Regions from separate parts of the Homo sapiens genome. Here region 1 is linked to region 2. Evidence: chromatin contacts called from ENCODE Hi-C or POLR2A ChIA-PET data. All regions are on one chromosome and are shown on one strand. Each heading gives the region's core, a stretch centred on a gene start or an enhancer-like site at or near the end of the contact. The rest is flanking DNA. Distances are from core to core; before and after follow the strand shown.

Evidence for each region. Hi-C counts contacts between places; a loop is a spot of excess contacts on that map. ChIA-PET counts read pairs that join two places held with the same protein, here RNA polymerase II (POLR2A). Pooled maps may share reads with other maps.
Region 1: a loop to region 2 is called in a map of CD4-positive, alpha-beta T cell, with 14 times the contacts of the local background. The contact joins two enhancer-like sites. A Hi-C loop is called at or near these places in 3 of 168 maps with a recorded cell type or tissue (CD4-positive, alpha-beta T cell, HepG2 and posterior vena cava) and 2 of 50 pooled maps. POLR2A ChIA-PET finds 5 or more read pairs at or near these places in 10 of 52 experiments (BJ, GM10248, GM12878 and 6 more).

Annotation. Positions count from the first base shown.
Region 1 is chr3:185,756,942-185,762,538 of GRCh38, forward strand. The region is part of intron 2 of IGF2BP2 (insulin like growth factor 2 mRNA binding protein 2); the gene reads right to left. Among named protein-coding and RNA genes, the nearest start is that of MIR548AQ, 8.2 kb to the right of the region's middle. Within about 2 kb of position 2,115, at least 5 of the 41 ENCODE cell types and tissues checked have a DNase peak (open chromatin) inside an H3K27ac peak, as active enhancers do.
Region 2 is chr3:185,714,444-185,720,119 of GRCh38, forward strand. The region is part of intron 2 of IGF2BP2 (insulin like growth factor 2 mRNA binding protein 2); the gene reads right to left. It overlaps IGF2BP2-AS1 (IGF2BP2 antisense RNA 1), which reads left to right. Exons shown (of 8, transcript NR_126326.1): 2 at 1,998-2,141. Among named protein-coding and RNA genes, the nearest start is that of IGF2BP2-AS1, 4.0 kb to the left of the region's middle. Within about 2 kb of position 2,953, at least 6 of the 41 ENCODE cell types and tissues checked have a DNase peak (open chromatin) inside an H3K27ac peak, as active enhancers do.

The sequences.
Region 1 (5,597 bases), core at 865-3,364, 42 kb after region 2:
CTAGGCAACAGAGTGAGATCCTGTCTCTAAATAAATAAATAAAAGAAACTCAGGAGACTACAGAATAAAATCTTAATGTGTTCTTCCAACACTCACGATACTCCATGGTTCTAGCCGTATCTCTATCCTAGCAAAAGTGGTCTTTTCTACTCCTGGGACACATTATGCACACTTGTGTTTCCAAATTACCCTTGAAACCTTTTCCTGCACTTTGAATCACCTTCCAACTCTTCTCCTCTTCCTTGAATTCTATTTATACCTGAGTGTTCAGCTCAAATCCAACCTCTTCTACAAAGCCATCAGAAAAGCTACTAAGCACTTGCCTCTGCATTCTCATTCATTCAAAAAGTATTTACCTACTAACTTCCTATGATGTGCAAGGCACCAAGTTAGTTGCTGAGTAGAAAATGGTGAAAAAAACTCCACACAAACAGGGTTGTTGTTTTTATATTTTCCTTTCTCCATGAGTCATATCTGTACCAATTAAGTATAGCCCTTGGAGAGACTATATCTCATACTTTTTTTTTTTTTTTTTTTTTTTGAGACAGAGTTTTGCTCTGTCACCCAGCCTGGAGTGCAGTGGCACGATCATGGCTCACTGCAGCCCTGACTTCCCGGGTTCAGGTGATTTTTCCCACTTTATCCTCCCAAGTAGCTGGACTACAGGTGTGTGCCACCACTTCTGGCTAATTTTTGTATTTTTTGTAGAGATGGGGTTTCGCCATGTTGCCCAGGCTGGTCTCAAACTCCTAGCCTTAAATGATCCACCCATGGTCTCTCGAAGTGCCGAGATTACAGATATAAGCCACTGTACCTAGCCTATAGCTCATGTATTTTTAAAAAATCTTTCAAAGCTCCACTCCTAGTATAGTGCCAGGCACATAGCAAATGCTCAGTAAATGATTGCTGATTGATTTCTGATTGGTGGTTACAGATCCAGTCTATCCACACACATACCTCTGACCTGCCCGTGACAACAGCTATTTATATAGCCAAGTCAACTGGCTCATATCTGAAGAGACTAACCTTTATTAACACTATGCTCCAAAATCAACTGGGCCAACTGGCCACCTGACCAAGAACAATAATTGTCTTTTTCATAGAGAATGTGCCAGTTTGCCTTAGGCACTGAGAGCACTTTGTGAAACTCTGATCACAACAGGACAAGGTGTACTTCTGAATGGCAACAGGAGATGATATAGGCAGTCTCTGCCTTCATACGTTCATGCAACAAAACATGGGTACTGTCAAAGAGTCCCACTCAATTAATGCCTTAGAGACTTATAACCATCTCATCTCATATAGCCTTAGGAGGTATGCAAAATGCCTGTCAAGCATCCAAAGTGTATATCAATTAAGCAAATATTTACCAAACACCAAGAAGAGACAACACCCAAGAGAAAGCACAGGCTTCGGAACTAAGAAAACCTGGGTCTGACTGCTGGATTTAGCACTAGTTATGTGGAGAGACGTCTGATCTTGCTCAGCTTTGGTTTCCTTCTCTGTAAAACAAGGACAGGACCACCTACCTCACAGGGTTTGCTTTGAGGATTAAATGAGATAATGCATGTAAAGTACATGGCACGGAGTAGATGTTCAGTAAGTGGTAAGCTGTTGCTATTGCTGAAGGAGAAGGTAAACAGGCAGTAGTGATATCTGTAATGTTGGGCACTGTGTTAGCACTGCTGCATATCCAGCAAGACAATCTCAAGGCAGACCTTTCGGGAGAGAGAAAAATAAGAGAGGGAGACATAAAACTATCTTATGCCTTAGAACACGTATCTATCACTAAAGGCTAGGTAATGTGGAAACTCAGATGTTTCACTGACATCATAAGCAACATTATCCCAAAGCATTTAAATACAATACTCATCTCCAACCACCCTCGTGTCATGGTCACTTGTTGCTTTCAGCAATTCAAACTGCTTGGGGTGATAGAGCTCCACGGTAGGAGATTTAACTGCAGTCCTTTACCTTGAGATAAACAGCTTGTAAACTCCTAGAAGGCCACTACTGCTTTTAAAACCAATGTTTGTTCTTTAGGTAAGGTAATGCTGAGAATCCAAAACCAGTGTAAGAATTCAGCTCCCATGCAGGCCACTGTGAGGGGGACACACCTAGTAGACACACAAATGTTTGCTGAACACAAGAATGAGTTTCAGTTACAATGGAACTCTGTATCCAATGTAATATAACACCTGGGATACCAATGCAATACATGTTACTATGAATAAGAGTGCCAGTCTTCACAATCAGAGAAGGAAATGGAGCAAATACAAATGCCCAGTTTCCATCTCTCCTGAGAACAAAGAGAAACGGAAAAAAAGTATTGAACCAGAAGCTGGCATTCACTCTCAAACATGTACTACTGTCTGCTCTACCCATTTCTGTCCAGTCTTAAAGGTGTATGTGCATAGATTAGTTGAATGTGTTTCAAGTTCATAAAGGAAGTCAAGGAAAAATGCCATTCTTTAGCACCTTGCTAAAATATATAGCCTCTGTAAGATGACACTAAATGTAAGTATTCAGCACTCACATCTTACTGAAGAGAAAGGAGAATCAGGAGAAAATGAACTGTAAAGGGCGAAACTACGCTTAAGAGGTAAGAGTCCAGCATTCTCTGCCTTTCTGTTAAGAGTGGCAACCATCCCTTCCACAGCCCCATGCAGCAGTATCTGAGAAGCACACGGAAGGCTGAAAAAGCTGTGGATGACCTTACTAGAATTTCATGCTTACTTATACATGTGACTTAGAGCCAGCACCCAGGCTTCCAATCTCTCAGAAGTCGCCCATAAATCAGCCAATGAGACAAGTGCTGCAAATAGCATAATTTCTCATGAGCAAGGACTCTGGCTATGTTGCTAGATCTTTCTGTAGTTAACAGCGAAAGATAATATCCATTTTAACATTTTATTATGAAGATTTTGAACTTACACAAAAGTAGACAGATGTGATGAACCCGGCTTTAACAGTTACCAACATATGACAAATTTTGTTTCATCTATACCATACCCACTGGATTATTTTAAACTGAAACCCAGGTATCATAGTATTTTATTTATAAATACTTCAGTATATAAAAGATAAGGATTTTTTTAAAAATCACAATACCATTACCAAACATTAACAATGAAAAGCCATTTCCTTATACTAGCAAATATGTCCTTACAATGTTCAAATGTCCCCAATTGTCTTATAATCCCATCCTCTTTTTACAGTTAGCCAATAACTGAATGTTCACAATGGAAAGAAACTTAGGGACTGCACATTTCAGTTTCTACCCACTATGACCCAAACTCCCTCACAGCAGTGCCTCGGTTATGACACGTCCCCTGAGAAGTGTGCATTTTGTGGAAGACAAGAATATTAGACTCATCAGTTTTTTTTTCCCTTCAGTATGTTACTCTCTTTTGTAATTGCATACTTAAGATTTTTTAACAGCTTTATTGAGATGTAATTCACATCACAAAACTCACCCATTTAAAGTGTACAGTTCAATGATTTCTAGCATATTCACAAAGCTGTGCAGTGATCCCCACTATTTAACTTCTGAACATTTCTATTAACCCAAAAAGAAACTCTGTACCCATGAGCAGTCTCTCCCTCACCAGCCTCGCCCCTTCCCGGCCCCTGGCAACCACCAGCTGGCTTTCTGCCTCTGTGGATTTTGCCTTTCCGGACATTCTTACTCCACTCTCACACTGTGTAAACTTGTTTGGGGGTCTGTCCTCCAACCCCCAGGTAAGGCAGTAACTTTCCTGGGAGATACGAGGAATATCTGGCCGGCATTCATGGAGTAAGATTCCCTAGCAGGCTCTCCTGGCTCCTCCCTAATCTGGGAGCAGAGGATCAGCTGTTTCTTTTTGCTATGGCTGTTAGAGAGTTCAGGCTTAAACTTGCTGCCCAACTTTAATAACTGTGTAGCATATTATCACATACATTTCTCTCACCAAATTTCCCTCTGTCCTCACTTTAGTATTCAACCTTAATTTTCCTTTTGTTTTGTTCATTTGCATTTTTCTTATATTTTCTTATACTTCAAATATTTTGTACTTAAATACTTTTTTTTGAGGGGGGGAACCAGTAAAGAATGAATGCATAACATTTATCTTCAGACATTCTGGTACTATCTTATCATGTCTTAAAGCCCAGGAAAATATCATTTGATTATGATTATTTCTGATGATGGACACCTAGGCTGATATTCCCAAAAACATGGTGTTAGGCTCCAACGAAAGGATACAGAAGAAAAAGAAATGCCTCAAAGACGACTTGGGTGAGGATGTGTGAAATTTACTCCTGTACACACAAAAAAAGAGGTGTATGTGTGGGGCAGGATCAGTGAAGGAAATGTTAGTGATTCAGCTTTAGTTTAGAGAACTAAACGTAACAGACTTGATGGTCAGGGGAAATAAACAAAAGGAAGAAAACAGACATGGAAGGTATCACTCCGGGGCCCTGGGCTGATGCCTCCATTAATATTACTGCATTCACTGTGAAGTGTACGTGTCAGCATCAGAGAACAAGAACTACGGCTTCACTGCCAGGAGTGTGAAGAACCATCCCCATCCCAAGTGCTATTTAAGACATTTTACTGGGGGTACTGGTTGCTTTACTCTTGCCAAAAGAAAAATATCCTGTAAGGAGAAACATTAAAACCCAAGCTTTCTCCAGGAAAGACCTCACAGGCAGAGGATATTAATTCCTCCCCTGATAGAGTTCAACAAAACTCTTCCTGCACCCCGGAATGCAATGATTAATCAACTAATCTGGACCCAAGCTTTGTTTATATGTTCCAACCCTAAACATTAATTGAAATATTTCCATTGCAACAAAAACACTTTGGTTAGGATTTAAACACCACTGCATAACAACATGCAAGTGTGCTTCAGAACGTGAAAGCACAATTTAGCAAAATAACAGTCCCTGCATTCGATCCAAGGGGGCACGGAGTGAAAAACGTGTTATTCTAGGGTCCGTGGTTACTTGACAGCTAGACCAAGGGACACGAATTTCCTTTCCCATGTGATAAACTGCTGTAGATATTCTACCATGCTTTGTACTATTAGAAAAGCTTGCATAAAATTTTTTGCTTGTTAGTATTTGTTTTGTTAGTGTTGGGTGGTGTGGGTGTTAGGTTTTAGCATGTGAAAAAGAGACCCAAGGCCAGATGCGGTGGCTCACGCCTGTAATCCCAGCACTTTGGGAGGCCGATATGGGCAGATCACCTGAGGTCAAGAGTTCGAGAGCAGCCTGGCCAACATGGTGAAACCCTGTCTCTACTAAAAGAAAAATACAAAAATTAGCCAGGCACGGTGGCTCACACCTGTAATCCTAGCACTTCCGGAGGCCAAGACAAGTGGATCACCTGAGGTCAGGAGTTCGAGACCAGCCTGGCCAACATGGTGAAACCCAGGCTTTACTTAAAAAAAAAAAAAAAAAAAAGCCGGGTGTGGTGGCAGGCGCCTGTAGTCCCAACTACTCAGGAGGCTGAGGCAGGAGAATCGCTTGAACCTAGGAGGTGGAGGTTGCAGTGAGACAAGATCATGCCACTGCACTCCAGCCTGGGTGACAGAGGGAAGCTCGGTCTCAAAAAA
Region 2 (5,676 bases), core at 1,703-4,202:
CCTAGAAGTGAAATCCTAAAAGTGGAACAGTTATTGGGCTGTGCATTTGTAACATCAACACACAGTGCAATGCTGATTTCCCCATGTATCTGAAACATGGGAGCTGAAAACATGGAGCTATCAAACTTTTGATTTCTGCCCATCCATAGGTGAAAAATACTATCTTGTTTGCATTTTAATTACAAATGAGGGTGATCATTTTTCATATATTAAAGAACCTATGGTTAGGTGCAGTGGCTCACACCTCTAATCCCAGCACTTTGGGAGGCCAAGTCGAGAGGATTGCTTGAGCCCAGAAGTTTGAGCCCAGCCTAGGCAACGTAGCAAGACTCCATCCCTATCAAAAAGCAAAGCAACCAACCTATCCCATCCCATTCACTCTGGGAAACTTCACAGAATTCTTCCTTGCTTTTTCTCAGTATTCAGGCAGGTGACTATTGGCTTTCTTAATTTCATTTCACTTATTCCACAGACCCTTACCAAGCATTTACTATGTTAGATACCAGAAAGACAGCATGAACCACCTGCTCCCAACCAGGAGGCTAGTGGGCAGGGAGTGCACCTCACATGCCGCACTGCCAAGGGACAAGCCTGCACCATGATGGAGGGTGCCTGAGGGGCAAGACAGACAGGAGGGGAAACCTGGCAAGGAACCAGGGGGAGGCAACACCTTAGCAACGCTCTGAGGAATGGAAGGCAGAATACGCCAATGGGAAAAGTGAGAGCATAGAGGGGTCGGGAAAGATATTCTAAGGGAATGAGGCACACAAAGGCATGGCAGCCAGAACAGGAATTTGAGGAATCTCAAGTCCTCTGATTTGAGAGGAGCAGAGAATGCTTCCAAGGAAAGGCAAGAGAGCAGGCTGGACAGGCTGGCAAGAACCCATGGCAAAGACTTCCTATTTCCTGAGTTAAACCACGAGGGTGATAAACCTTTCACCAAGACTCAGACACGAATCATCACGCCCCACACAGAGTCAGTACACGCCAGGTAAACACCGGGAGGCAGGTAAGCACAGCCAGCAGCACTAACTTTCTTCTCAGAAGATATTTTCTTCTTATTGACTTTTCATCCTCAGAAAAGAGAACTCTACAGCTCTGAAATGTGCGGTGCAAGTGTAATTCGACCCTGTTCTGTGGCTGTCTATATCCCACCATCAGGACAGTCTTCTGATGATACGTCATTTCTTTTTTTCTTTCTTTCTTTCTTTTTTTTTGAGATGGAGTTTCATTCTTGTTGCCCAGGCTGGAGTGCAATGGCATGGTCTCGGCTCACTGCAACCTCCACCTTCCAGGTTCAAGAGATTCCCCTGCCTTAACCTCCCAAGTAGCTGGGATTACCAGCACCCGTCACCACACCCAGCTAATTTTTTTGTATTTTTAGTAGAGACGGGGTTTTGCCATGTTGGCCAGGCTGGTCTTGAACTCCTGACCTCAGGTGATCCACCTGCCTCAGCCTCCCAAAGTGCTGGGATTATAGCTGTGAGCCACCACGCCCAGCCTGATTCCTCACTTCTTTTTGACATGTGGCTGCCAGGTCCACTTAACCAACAAATTAAATGCCTCTTTATCTCAAAATAAAAGCATCTCCACAATTACTATTCTAATACTCTTCTGTTTTTAACAGGTATTTAGCACACTTCTTGAAAGCATAACAAATAGATCCATTAAATATATTAGGAATGTTTTAGGTTAGTAGAGGGTATGATTGAATAACATGATTAAAAAAAAAAACACCAGAACTTTTATTTTTTTAGTACACACGAATAAGGCCTCCATCAAAGTAATGCTCTTAGAAAAGTATTTACTTATTCCGACAATGATTCCTCTGCCCAGCATATTTTTGGAATTCTTTTAATGATATTTTCTGCAGCATTTATCCAATAAACACTGACGTAACTGATTTGCCTTTTGGTCTACAATACAATCTTATAAATATGCTCTGTGTTAAAACAGAATATCCCTCTTTTCTTTCCCCTCCCTCTTTCCATATTCAGCAGAAACAAAGAAAATCTCAGAGGTCTCTTCTTATGTCTCTGCTAACAATAAAAAGAACAGCTTTTGGGGAAGTGGGCTGCTTTATCCTGTAGCCCTCCTCAGATGCCAAGACTGCTGGGCTGGCCACCAGACTCACGTCCTCAGTAAGGAATTTACCTCCTACTTTTCTTCGGGGGCAGGTAGGGAAGCACAGCACCAGCCCTCAGCTGTCTTGGGCTCCCTGATCTGGTTAAGGAGAGTGTATTTACTCAGGGCCATGGTGGTGCATGGAGGAAGCCAACCCTGTCAGCGCTGGCTGGTCATCAGAATGGAAGTGGGAGGACATCCTTCATTTCCAGGTCATGCCTGGTTAACATTTCACCTTAACTGAGGGGCCAAAGAGAGGCTACGCAGCCTGGATCAGAGCTCCGACAGCCCTTACCTGGTGGCTTGTTCGTGGAATTTATCACATCCTGTTGTAACGCTCTGTTTACATCTCTGCTGCCCAGCCAGACTCCGCCTTCTGTGATTTTCTCATCCCACCACCCAGTACTGTACATGCTCAATGGATGACTATAAACAAGTGAACAGACAGCAGGAGTGGCTGCCCTTATGCCCATGGAACTGGGCCTCTCAATTCAGCTCATGTTGGTCATTTCAGATCATCTGAATGTAAAGGGTCCTCTCTGTCTCTGACCAGGCTTCTTGCAGGCCTTTGGCAGCCGTGGAGCTCTGAGAGAGACTGGTTTCCTGAGGGCTGGGCACCCCGGTCTATTTATTGGGAGGCCACAAACAGAAAGAGTGGGCATCAGGACCAACGGGCACATGGCCACCACCCAGATACGTGACTCTGGCATGTATTTCACTTCTCTGGGGCCAGATGGCCTCTTCCTAAGATTCTCCTCAGTGCTGAGAGTTCTTCAGTCCTGCCTGCTGACTTCCCTCCAGGACAGAACAGATGCCTCTTCCTCCCATAGATATGATGCAAGAACTGAGCTGTCCAAGCAAAAAAAAACCTTTGAAGGAAGAATTTCTGTGCTGTGAGTGGTTTACTCTGAGAATAGGACTCAAGTTTTAGAAATCTTTGTTCAATGTCAGAGATAGAGCGACTGTAATCTGTGAGCCAAGAAAAAAGGTTTGTAAAGGCTAGAAGAAAAGAAGCCCATGGCTAAGAACTTGTAAAAACATCTACAGCAAACAAGAGTTCCAAGAGAAAGACTGTGAAACAGCAGGCCCACAGGAGCTGGAGAGCGAGCTTTGAAACGATACAAAATTAATTGTCTAAGGGGCAAATAAATGGTGCAGTACACAAATGCAGGAGGTGACACAAACGCACCTGGATTCAACAGAGGACAAGTAGACACATCTATGTCCCAGGCTGCACTAATGAGGAAAGTCCACCAGGTGGGAAGTAGGTACCACTGAGAGTTTATAAGGCTAAAAACCCCAGTCTTGGGATGCGGAGAAGGAGGGAAGGAAGTGAGAATGAACAGGAATGGCATATTCTGTTCACTTCACTGACAGCTTTGCACTGTGCATTCCCAGCTGGGCATGTCCCAGACATGATCTCTTGCATGGGCTGTACTAACGAACATCAAATATTCAGGCTGGCAACCAGTTACATGAACCGGTGTCAGGAGTGCACATTAATAGGCATCTGACTAGGGCAGGGCTGGGCAAACTACGGCCCCTGCGCTACATCCAGCCTAAAGCCTGTTTCTGTAAATAAAGTTTTATCAAAACACCCAATTTGTTTCCCTATTGTACACAGCTTTTTTCATGCTGCATTGGCAGCGCTGGGTAGTTGTGACACAAACCATATGGGCCACAGGGCCTAATATATCTGTAATCTGGCCCTGTACAGAAAAAATGTGCTGAACCTTGGACTAGTGGGGCAGATAGTGAAGCTGAGAAGATTAAGACCAAGGGAGTAGTGGGATGTGGTTCCAGGGCTAAAGCAGTAACTCTATCAGAAAGCAAGTCAGGCTCGGGGGCGGTGGCTCGCGCCTGTAATTCCAGCACTTTGGGAGGCCGAGGCGGGCAGATCACGAGGTCAGGAGATTGAGACCATCGTGGCTAACATAGTGAAATCCTCTCTACTAAAAATACAAAAAATTAGCCAGGCGTGGTGGCACGTGCCTATGGTCTCAGCTACTCAGGAGGCTGAGGCAGGAGAATCGCTTGAACCCAGGAGGTGGAGGTTGTGGTGAGCTGAGATCACACCACCGCACTCCAGCCTGGACAACAGAGCGAGACTCTGTCTCAAAAAAAAAAAAAAAAAAAAAAAAGAAAGTCAGAAACTCCCTCCTGGAACTGGCAGATGGGTAGGGTTAAATCTGAGTGGAAAATGGAAGCAGGGAAGAGCAAAGCCACGATCAAAACCTGAGAAACTGAGAGGATGAACACAGCGCAGAAGTGACACCAAGGTAAGATCCTGTATCTTTTGGAGTCAAGAACCACCATTTTGATGGGCTATTCTGGGCTTCCCAGACCTTCCCAAGAAGCTGCTCCTTACAGCTTACAGGACCACATTCTTGGGAAGCCACAGACCCAAATCATGCCTTGCCAGGTGTTATTCAGTGTGGACCGCGGTAGGACTATGATGGTCAGAGATGACCTTGGGTGGGGAGAGGAAGCAGACAGAGGAAGAAACAGACTGTGTTTGGACAAGAGAAAATAGGGTACATCTAATGGAGAGACAGATGAATACTAAGTGGGGATAACTGCAGAGGCCTTATTTAATAAGGTGAAGAGTTTGCACTGATACAGTAGGCTATGGGAGATCACTGCAGGGATTTGCACAGGGCAGTCATTTGTGATTCCAGTTATTTGTGAGATAAGGATAGTGGGGCATGACAAAGCTCTACAAAACTGTAAGACACTGCATATCTTTGATGAACAGTAGTATGAAAGACAAAACAGATTGGATTTGCTAGAATAAAGGTGCTAACAAGATGGCTGTCACTAGCAATCTGCTGCAGCAACAGGCTCAAACACCCCTACGCAGAGCTCTTCCTTCATGTGCTTCATCTTATTTGCATGAACATTCCTAGGAGTTAAGCAGAAAAAAGGCAGGGATGAGCTTGGAAAATGACCAGGAGTGTTGACTGGGGAGTGAATATTGGAGTACAGGCTGGGTGTGGTGGCTCACGCCCGTAATCCCAGCACTTTGGGAGGCCGAGGCAGGTGGATCACCTGAGGTCAGGAGTTCCAGACCAGCCTGGCCAACGTGGCGAAACCCTGTCTCTACTAAAAGTACAAAAATTAGCTGGACGTGGTGGTGCACACCTGTAATCTCAGCTTCTTGGAAGGCTGAGGCAAGAGAATCACTTGAACCTGGGAGGTGGAGGTTGCAGTGAGCCGAGATCACGCCACTGCACTCCAGCCTGGGTGACAGAGCGAGACTCTGTCTCAAAAAAGAAAGGAAGGAAGGAAAGGAAGGAAAGGAAGGAAGGAAGAAAAGTTGGAGTATAAAGAAGTGAGCCTTGATAGAAACAAACTCAAATGAGAAAAGCAAGCCACACTGAATCCAAGGGCCATGAATAAATACAAACTCAAACTCTGGTGTGGAAACAGCTGCAGATGTACAATTGTGACTGTCCCTTCTAAAGTGAAATCCCCCGGAAAGTGGGAAAATATTCTCCCCCAGGCAACCTTCCATCAACAAGGAGCTTGTGGGCACTGAGCGTAAAGCAGTGC